Regions from separate parts of the Homo sapiens genome. Here region 1 is linked to region 2. Evidence: read pairs that join two places in POLR2A ChIA-PET (ENCODE). Cell type or tissue: OCI-LY7. All regions are shown on one strand. Links, peaks and the distances in the headings refer to the core of each region. The heading gives the core; the rest is flanking DNA.

Evidence for each region. Peaks named below come from ENCODE experiments on the same cell type or tissue, not always from the same donor. Only the 100,000 strongest peaks of a DNase experiment are listed, where the experiment ranks them.
Region 1: POLR2A ChIA-PET joins it to region 2 with 9 read pairs; 7 of 35 experiments call an interaction of 5 or more read pairs at or near these places.

The regions. Positions count from the first base shown.
Region 1 is chr2:38,388,129-38,393,504 of GRCh38, forward strand. No RefSeq gene overlaps it. Among named protein-coding and RNA genes, the nearest start is that of ATL2, 14 kb to the left of the region's middle. In OCI-LY7, for the core only: no CTCF peak of the experiment used is centred there; a DNase peak (open chromatin) is centred at 603; H3K4me3 peaks cover 479 bases.
Region 2 is chr2:38,495,590-38,500,965 of GRCh38, forward strand. LINC02613 (long intergenic non-protein coding RNA 2613) reads right to left here. Exons shown (of 5, transcript NR_110259.1): 2 at 686-889. Among named protein-coding and RNA genes, the nearest start is that of LINC02613, 17 kb to the right of the region's middle. In OCI-LY7, for the core only: no CTCF peak of the experiment used is centred there; a DNase peak (open chromatin) is centred at 2,732; H3K4me3 peaks cover 444 bases.

The sequences.
Region 1 (5,376 bases), core at 284-5,283, 110 kb before region 2:
ATTCAGAGCGCAGGTTGCTCGGTTGCTGGAGAAGCAATGTATGCCTGCCATCACTACTCTGTGGATACCACACTGGGGCTGTTACCCATTGCATTGAGTCACAAAGGCATTGCAGGGCCTATGTGACTTAGGTGGACCCCTACCCTGCTTTTGTTGCCCAGTGCAATGCCTATGTGACTTAGCAAAATTCCTACTCTGCTTTGACTCTGCATATTTTCAGAAAACAGGGGACAGGCGCAGTGACTCAGGTCGGTAATCCCAGCACTTTGGGAGGCCAAGGCGGGTGGATCACAAGGTCAGGAGTTCAAGACCAGCCTGACCAGCATAGTGAAACCCCGTCTCTACTAAAAAATACAAAAATTAGCCGGGCGTGGTGGCACACGCCTGTAATCCCAGCTACTCAGGAGGCTGAGGCAGGAGAATCGCTTGAACCTGGGAGGCGGAGGTTGCAGTGAGCCGAGATCGTGCCACTGCACTCCAGCCTGGGTGACAGAGCAAGACTCTGTCTCAAAAAAAAAAAAAAAAAAGAAAACAGGATGTCTGATGTCTGTGGTCAGAGGTTCCTTCTTAGGCAGCTTACCCCACCTCTGAAGAACCTCTAACTTCATTATAATCCAATTTCCATACTAAATGACACTCCCAGGGGCGCCATGACAGTTGACAATTACCATGACAACAAAAGGAGGAAACCAAAACAGGACAAAAGGGAGGCGGCTCCTTGATTCCAAGTAAATCTCTGTCCCTTCCCAAGAAAAAGCATAAATACACCTCTCCTTGATCTTAATGCTCAGCCCCTTCATCAAGAAAACCCTACATGCGGAACTTCCCAGTTCCCAGGAGCCGAGAAGTTGATTTGTGAGCTGTGCTCCCACTTCTCCCATTCTGTGGCCATGAAATACAGCCTGCACTGCTTGACACTCACTTTCAGTTTTGTGTGCACCGAGCAAGAAAGAGCCCCTCTTGGGGTAACCAGGAGACCTGGTAGTAGGGTTGTGCTGGCAGCAGCAACCCACCCCCTCCATCTCGTACCCATTTTCTGCTCCATTCGAGAAGCCTCTGCAGCATCTCCAGGGCACGCTCTCTCCCAGCACAACCATGTGTTGCATATTTTTAGAAATAACCACACTTGCTATGGGTAACCCAGAGACTGGAGCAACAGGGCTCCAGATTCCAATTCTGAATTTGTGATAAGAACCCTTGAAAATGTGTTTAACCTTTATGTACCTTCATTACCACAAAACTGAAGGGACTGCAACATACCAGTATCATTTATAGGCTTGTTGCATGGTTATTTCTTGAGCAAGTGTTGATGTTCATGTGATTCTCCAACACCCTCTCCATCAGCATCTGCTTCCCTCAGCACTCTCAAGACAGAGCCATATCCTTGCTGCTGCTGACAGTGCCCATAAAGAAAGCCAGGTCTGTGCAAAGCCTGCAGACCGCTGATGCTCCTAGAGTCTCTGGTCCACTGGGTACCACAGCTGAGGAGAATTCTGTGCACAGCCATGCTTTGTTCCTAAGCAATTCTGCTTGTGCCTAAAGATTCCCAAAGTCTCTCATAAATAGTTTTGCAGTTTCTTGCTCTCACCTCTTGCTGGGAATGCCTCAAAGTCTCATGAAGCCAACTCCTCTGTTTCTGGCCTCACTGTTCTAACCATGGGTCTCTGACACCTTCCAAGAGGGCAGGCAAGGAACAGAGACTGTGCCTCTCCCCCACCATTCACCTCTGAGGCCTTGCTTGCAATGAATCCTACCTGTCTTCCCCACAGGGGCCTGGATGTTTGACCAACCCAGCACAAAACAAGGAGACAACAACAGGTGCAAATTGACACTGGGAAGAGGGAGGCAGGAGCTGAAAGGGACTTGAAAAAGAAATATTGTCCTCACTAGCTATATTTTGGCCCCAGCTTGGTAGGTCAAAGTTGCCCCATAGCAGATGTTTATAATAATCATAGTTAGTAATTTCAGCATAGATTAAGTATTTTCCTCCTGTTCTTATTTTAAGTAGGGAGAACCAAGAATATGCAGGTCCATATGGGAAAACAGCATTTTTAGATTCTAGTTCACGGGCATATTTAAATCTGAAGGTCAAGACCTATACCACCCTTGTATCCCAAATTAGGGCTCTCTCCTTACATACGTTCATGTTTTCCTTTATTTCATCCTTAATTGATGGTGACTGAGAGGATTTTATCACATACAGGTCAATGACAAAAAGCTAGAAGGAATTCACCATGTCTGTAGGTTGGGTACTTGTTCTCTACAAGATTGGCAGGTTATTTCTCTCATAAAAGTTGCAATTGTGTAAAAGAACACAGACTCTTTCAGTCTAATTCTTTGACAAGGAGAACTACTGTTGAGTGGTTTTAATATCATAATGCTTATATGAAAACTGGAGAGCTGGTAGCCATTCTGCAGGGAGCCGAAAGCAGTGGAGATTAAGCACTATATTCAGAAGACTGCTACGTGGCTATTTCCCCCAAGTAAATCAGGAGAGTTCCAGGAGACCACTGCAGTTCCAGGTACACACCCAGACGCTCTCAGAAGGGTGGAAGCAAAATAACAGGCCTCTGATGAAAAGTCAGGAAGATGAATATTATGGGATGAAGGAGCTCCTTGTGAGCAGTTGAGAATGGGAAAGAGGGACTAAGAGGAAGTCAGGTTTATGAAGGTGTAACTGAAGCAAAGGAGTATCCATTGTGTGTCCAGTGGGAGGAAAGAGAAATTAGGCACCAAAAATTCTGGAATGAAAAAAAAAGAAATAATGGAATGTACTCAAGTCCAATATGATTCTGGAGAATCCGAACCCAATCACTAGACAATGGAGGTCCCAAGCCCCACAAGCAAGGAATGAAGAATAACATCTTACTTTCTGGTCTATCCTTTCCAGCATTCACTAAAGCAATTCCCCAAAGCAGTAATTTGGCCAGCTATTCATTCCCCGTTGCGGGGCTGGGAGAAGGACGCAGACAATGAAGGTGGGAGGGAAATAGAAAGGACAACAGCAGCAAATACTTTAATAGAGGAGAGATTTATGAGGTGCTGCTGGGGAAACAGAAAGAAATGTAGGAGCTACAGGGGGTGGGGATCTGGTAGACCCAGCCTGGGGGAGCAGTGTCTGCACTGGGCTTGCAAATAGTGATCACAGCCAAAAGGTACTTTGTAGGATTGAGATCCTTTGATAATCTGGACCCTTTACAGTTCAATAAGCATGGTGATTTAAGTCTAAGACTGCAAAGTCAGTCTCAGTGGCTCATCCTGAAACCCCAGGAACTTGGGAGGCTGAGGCAGGAGGATCACGAGGTAGGAGAATTGCTTGAGGCCAGGAGTTGAAGACCAGCAGGGCAACGTAGAGAGACTCTGTCTACACAAAAAATATAAAAATTAGCCCAGCATGATGGTGTGCACCTATAGTCTCAGATACTAGAGAGGCTGAGGCAAGAGGATCACTGGAGTCCACCAGTTCGAGGCTACAGTGAGCTATGACCACACCACTGCATTCCAGCCCAAGTAACAGAGACCCTGTCTCAAAAAAGAAAAAAAAAGAAAAAAAAACCTCCAAGATGGCACTTGATTCCCCACATAGTACACCTAGGGATATGGTATGGAGCACAAGCTCCCAATCCACCACAAATACCCAAAATAGCTCTCCTCTCCCACCAGTGAGACCTCTGATCACACCCACGCCTTGAGCAGGTTCCTCCACACACAGACAGTTGTAACCTGTGGAGGCGTTTTCTTTGAGCATAAAGGCCAACGTTAGCATTCGTATCCTGCCTCTAGTAAGTTCTTTGTGGACACAATCTAGTCTTGAGGGGAAAGCTGGTTTTTTCAATATATTTTTTATTTTTTATTTTTTTTGAGATGGAGTCTCACTCTGTCACCCAGGCTGGAGTGCAGTGGCGCGATCTCGGCTCACTGCAACCTCCGACTCCCCAGTTCCAGCGATTCTCCTGCCTCAGCCTCCCAAGTAGCTGGGACTACAGGCGCCCGCCACTACACCCGGCTAATTTTTTGTAATTTTAGTAGAGACGAGGTTTCACCATGTTAGCCAGGATGGTCTCGATCTCCTGACCTTGTGATCCACCCGCCTCGGCCTCCCAAAGTGCTGGGATTACAGGCGTGAGCCACTGTGCCTGGCCGGTTTTTTCAATATTCTAAGTGGAAAATCACTGATAATACATTTTTCAGTTAGGATGCTTTAGCAGAAAGTAACAGAAAACCCAACCAGAAATGGCATCAATAAAAAGGAGAAGGCAGGCTGGGCGCTGTGGCTCACGCTATAATCCCAGCACTTTGGGAGGCCGGGGGGGCGGGGGGGGGGTGGATCACTAGGTCAGGAGTTCGAGACCAGCCTGGCCAATATGGTGAAACCCCATCTCTACTAAAAATACAAAAATTAGCCGGGCGTGGTGGCGCCTGCCTGTAGTCCCAGCTACTCAGGAGGCTGAGGCAGAAGAATCACTTGAACCTGGGAGGTGGAGGTTGCAGTGAGCCCAGATCACGCCACTGCACTCCCACTTGGGCAACAGAGCGAGACTCCGTCTCAAAAAAAGAAAAAAAAAAAAAGGAGAAGGTAATATCTCATATCACAGTAAGTTCAAAGGTAGGATGGTTTCAGGGTTGGGTTAACTCACTGTTCAATTACAGCATTAAGGCACCTGTTTTGTTTTGTTTTCCAATTTTCTGCTTTTTTCTTCCTCTATAAGTTGACTTTTGTTCGCATATTTATCCTGCATAGCTCAAACTGGTTGCCAAAGCTGTAAGTGCCCCGTAAAGATACAACAGGGGAACAAAAAAGAGTCTACTTTCTGCCTTGAATCTCTTCTTATTAGAAGGAAAATTTCCCAGAAGCCCCCTTAGACTTTTCCTCAGTCTCTTGTGTACTCACAAGTGAAATACATGTCCACTCCTAAACGAATTTCTGGCAAGGAAAATGGACTCACCATGATTAGTTTGATGTAATCAAGGTCCACACTGCTCTGGGCTGGAACCAGTTTTCCCTGAAACATATTAAGTGGCCTGATACCTGAACAAAATTGGGATATTGTTAGCAGGAAGAAGGGTAGAATGGCTGATGGAAGGGCAGCCCGTAATGTCTGGCATTGATGAGAACACTGGGCATGACTTCTAAGCACACTCTGACCTACCATCTCCTCTTTTTCTCCTATAATCCACTTGTCACGAGGTAAATGCCCCTTTCACTTGGGTATAACTAAAGTAATGAAGGCCTTTATACAACAGGAACCCCCGAGAACCCGTCAAGAATTCTACAGTTCCCAGAGAAATTAATGTGAGCTACATGTGGTTTATATTGAAACAAGCCACCAATTGAGAAGCTTAAGTTACACCATGGATGGTGAGAAAGGACCTTCC
Region 2 (5,376 bases), core at 161-5,160:
ATCTTGTCCTGGCAACCTAGTATCACCTGGAGGCGATGATTCCATTCTATTTTGCAAGGAGGTCATGATGTGTAGGAGGTAAGTCCTGGGTCTTAAATCAACTGAGATTGCAAATCGGGTGTTGAGCATTACTCCTTGTTTCTAACCCTACACATAGGATTAACTCCACGTGGGTCAATGGAGCAAAGATTTCTTCAAAATCAGGAGCCTGAGTAGTTTATTACTAATAAGGTGACCTTGAAAAAGATGCTTGACCTCTGTCTTAGTTTCCTCACCGCCTGATAGGGACAATGTTGTTCAATCTACCTACGTCCTAGGGCTGCTGTAGAAAGAAATCAAATGGAATCACGTACATGAACATACTCAGTCATACAATGGACTAAGTAAATAACTGTCCTTAAAACCCAGAGAGTGAGGGGCATGAGACAGGAGAGCATGGAACTAACAGCACTGGCTCTGGAATCAGACTTGATTGAGTTCAGATCATGGCTCTGCCAATTCCTACAAGAGTGACCTTGGACAAATTACTTAGCCTTTCTGGGCCTCAGTTTTCTCATCTGTAAAATAGCAATAATATAGCACTTACTTTATAGGGTTTCTTAATTAAGTTAATGTATGTCAAGAGAAGTGCCTAGCACATAGTAAATGCTCCCAAATGTCCATTATTATAAAGAATGCCACATACCTCTGGCCAGAAGCACATTCTGTGGGCTCCCACAGCCCTCCTGTGCCCATAGAAGGGAAGCACTTGCTCTGGACCTTGGCATTCTTGAAGGGATGCGTGGTGGGTCTTCCTCCAGCAGAGATGGTTCCTGGCCTCCTATTCTGGCACAGTTGACTGTGAGACCACGTGCAACTTCCACCTTCCCAAGAGCTTCAGTTTCCTGCCCTAGAAAAGAAAGGCATTCGTAATGACCTGTCCCACAAATGGTCACTTGGATTGCCTCATTTGTGGTGTCCTGGACAAAACCCCTACTCCACGATTTCCTGGATGTACACCCTACTGCAGAGGGGCGCATGAGCCCACGCATGCCACCAAATCAGCAAGAGAAGTCGAGTAAACAACCCTGGGCCTAAAGAGCTCCCTCGGGAAGGCATGGAGAATTATTTTTGCTTTAAATATCTCTAAAGAAGGTTTAGAAAAGGGACTCTCCAGCTTTTCCTTTGCCTTTACGTTTTCTGGTTAGGAACATTGAAATTTCCTATCTTGAGTCCAGGATGAAGTGGACATTTTTAAAGGGGGTTTTATTTCCAGAACACAGTCTGTTCTTCTCAGCAAAGCCCTTAATTGGAAACAGTTGTCACTGACCCCATTGGCATGCCCCAGGGTGGGGAGGGCATGCACCCAGCCTGCAGTGATTTTGCTCTGCCATTTCCAAGGAGGCAGCCTGAAGAACTGAGCCCCATATGCTGGGGGCCTCGCTGGGCTGACCAGTCTGCTTGGTAAAGGGCCGGGGCAGAGGGTGGTTTCAGCTGTGCACACTTGGTTTCTGCAGTGGTTCTAATTCAGGCTGTCCAGAGACGATCATCTGGATGACCCCTAGAAAGTTCCCCTCTGGAGCAGGAGAACAGGAGAGGAAGAGGGTGGCCATTGCACTTAGAGTGACTCTTCTGTGTTGGGTTAGCTGCTGGCTGGATTTCTGCACTTGGCTGCAGCCTCTTGTAGCTGATACATTCATACCCAGCCAGAATGACAGCCTTGGCTGCAGGTTTGGATTTCCTAACACCCAGATGTGAGCTGTGAGTGGCACACAGCAGTGACCAGTTCCTAATATTTGCTCAGATGACACAAAAGTCTTTGTCCTTGAAGCAGATCCCAAGCTAAACCTTGGACTCTGTCACCCCGGCTTCCACAGATGCTTGCTTCATAAGTCCTAAGGTAAGAAATAGCACAGCTCCATCCTCCAGCCTTACCACGAACGGATGCCAATGTGCAATCTCAGGAAGCTTCTGTGTTAGGAAGATGCTGCCGGAGCACTTGCAGTGAGTGACCCGGATCATGCAGGCCCTGTCAGATGACTTATGTCACTTTCCTCAAGGAGAAAATTACACTCTTTATACTTGGCTGAGGGGAGGAGGCATTGAGGTTTTCTTTGTGGAGGTAAAAAAAAAAAAAAAAAAAAAAGTTTTGCAGATTTTGCCTTTTTTAACCTCAAAAATATTTTTAAATGTAAGATGTTTTCTGAGGTAGAGTCTACGTGAGGTGTGACACTGTAATTGTGAATCCCACCATCCAGCTAAGCTAAGGCCTATGGAGCATAATTCACTCTTTCCTTCAGCAAATATTTGAACAGTGTAAAACTAAAACAGCCCATTCATTAAGCAATGTGCAAGGTTCTCCCGCTGAAATATCCTGGAGTCATAAGATTTGATCGCTGGGCTGCAGCAGTCAGTCTGATTAAGACCTTCAGAGACCATGAAGACAGGACCCATTAAGGAACCTCACCCCAAATTAAAGACAACACCAAATTGCATTTTTTTTAAGCATAAAGGAAGGAAATCAAGGATCTGATTTTTCCTAAAATGAATGTTTCAGTAACAAATAATCTCCACCTCTCCCATCTTCCACCCCCACTTATTCCCATCCCTCCACCCTCTCTCCACCACAATGCTCATCCACCAGAGGAAAGTGGGGGTGGGGCAGGGGTTGCACTTGAGTGACAGATGTGAGGTTATGGCTAGAAAGTGAGAGCTTAACCCCAGGGGAGAGAGTGACTTCCTCTCACAGCAAAGTGGTCTAAAGTAGGCCAAGGCAGCTGGTTGGGCGAGGAATGAGAATTCTCAAGAGGAGATGAAATTGATGCTGTAATCTCAGAGTGGGGAAGACGTAGCGGACTTTAACTCAGGAAGTTTCCATGAAAGAATTGAGAGCCTATGAGAGAGAAATACTGGAGTGAAATCAAAAGAGTTGACATGAAGGCCATGCAGAAAATTATCTTGATTCTTCCAGGAAACTAAGGACAAAAGCAATAATTCAGTTTCCGCAGAGAAATGTGTGTTCTTGGGGAAGAGTGGAGGAAATCACTCAAGGAGAAATATTGGCTTTTAAAGTCACTAGACTTAAAGACAGGGTTGGGGTCATGGAAGGGAACAGAAAACTAGAAAGGCTTGGAAATAACTTGGTGATATTTTTGGTTGATACAAGCTGAACTTTCTTTTTCTTTTTTTTTTTTTTGAGATCGAGTTTCATTCTGTTGCCCGGGCTGGAGTGCAGTGGCGTGACTTTGGCTCACTGCAACCTCCATCTCCCGGGTTCAATCAGTTCTCCTGTCTCAGCCTCCTAAGTAGCTGGGACTACAGGCACACACCACCATGCCTGGCTAATTTTTTTTTTTTTTTTTTTTTTTTGTATTTTTAGTAGAGACAGGGTTTCACCATATTGGTCAGGCTGGTCTCGAACTCCTGGCCTCAGGTGATCCACCCGCCTCAGCCTCCCAAAGTGCTGGGATTACAGGCGTGAGCCACCCCCGCCCCAGCCTATACAAGCTGAACTTTCTAAACTCTAAATCCCATAGTCTTTGGTGGACTGCATCCTAGATTCACCTTTCCTTAGCTGTGTACCAAGAGTTTGGATGCAGTAGGCACTGTGGGGAAGGGGCACTGTAGGAGCCACAAAGCGGAAAGGGTGTGAATCCCAGGGTACCCTTTGGAAAAGCCGTTGGGAGAGGGTGACCTACCCTACCACACAAGGGACAATGTAAAGTATCTGCAGGCTTCTGCTTGTGACTGCCCTGAGGCCCGGTTTTCACATAGCAGCTTTTCTGTCTATTTGTTTTACGTATTTCTCTCTAAATAAGTTTCTTTAGCTGTTTAAAAAAAAAAAAAAAAAAAAAAAAAGACAGTTCTCAAAGCAAGGTTCCCTGGACCAACAACATCAGCATCACTGGGGATCTCAGAACCTGACCCAGTGGTCTGCCCGGCCCAGACCTACAGAAGCAGAATCTGTAGGGGTAGGGCCAGCAATCTGTATTTTAATAAGCCCTTCTTGCGATCTCGTTTGAGAACCACTTGTTTAGCAAAACGGCAGGCCCATTGAGCTATCAGAGTCTTAAATATTTCACCCTTGTGCTATTTATGGGTCTATTTTTGGCTTTTGTATTTAAACTGCCTTTGCAGAAATGCACAAGGTTTCTGTGCCATAGAACTCAATGTTTCCGGGGTTATTATGCATATTACTGAATCCACAATTTTAACCTTGGGGGTGAGGAGGAGGTACAGCAGGGCCAGCATGTAATTTGATCAACTCAGTCTTCCTTCTTTTTCTAGGTTGAGGGGAGTGCAAAACAGTACACAGAGATGTGGGGAGGGGGGCTCCGGCTGCATTTGACTTCCCCTGAGCTGTGTGTCTGAGGCAACTGAGAAGTACCCTTAAGACCTACACCAGCTGGCTCTTGCCTTTGGAAACAAGTGCTCAGAGGCCGGCATGTGATCCGCCAGCAGCAGCTAGGTTGCTCACATGCTTTCCATCTCCTTTTCCTTTCCAAATTCAATTATCTTGCATTTCTCAACCCTGAGTCTCCTCCCTAACCCCAGGAAAAATGGGATTTTAGAGCCCTGGAGACTCAGTTATGCAGTTATCCCTTAGCCTCCTCGCTCCTCCCAGCCAAACATTCCAACTAGCACTCTCCCTAACTGGATTCCAGACCTGCCAAGACATTCCAGGACAGAGGCGATTCCTTCCTGCTGGCTGCCTGGCTCAGGTTGTCGAGCCAGATATGTGAGGCCAAGCACAGGTATCTGTTAGAGAGGCCAAGAGATGCGTGATCCCTGCAACCTCTGGTGCAGAGGAGCAGGCAACCGGGGCTTGTGCAAAGCTTGGAGACAGCGAGGAGCAGGAGAAGACTGCGTGTTATGTAAGGGAAGCATGTGGGTTGCGTGCTGCTATTCACCTGTTGCTAATTAGTACACTGCCTGTCAGGACTCAGGCGAGGAAAACATCTTCCTCCGACGCACGCTCACCTCGCTGTCAGAGTGAAGACATAATGATCCAGTCTAGAAGGGTTCTGTCCAACAGAAAAATTTATTGAACCACGTGGTATGTTAGGTGCTGAAGATACGAGATGAATAAACCAGGGTCCCTGCTCACAAGGAATTTGTGATCAAGAAGAGAGACGAAAACAAGTAAACAGTTGTGTACAATCCATGTGATAGAGAAAGCAAAACTACCTTTGGTGTACAAAAATCCTACACTGCTTTGAAAGTTGAGTCAGGCCAACTCAGAGGTCCCTTCTAGAAGTGCGTTCTAGGCAGGGAGAACAGTAAGTGCAAAAGTTGGGGAGTGGGCCTGGGGTTCTCAAATCCTGAAATGGCAAAATTAAGCTAAGGTTGCTATGCCAGGTACAGAGTCAGGAAGGCTGCTTCCTCTGGACGGGGCCA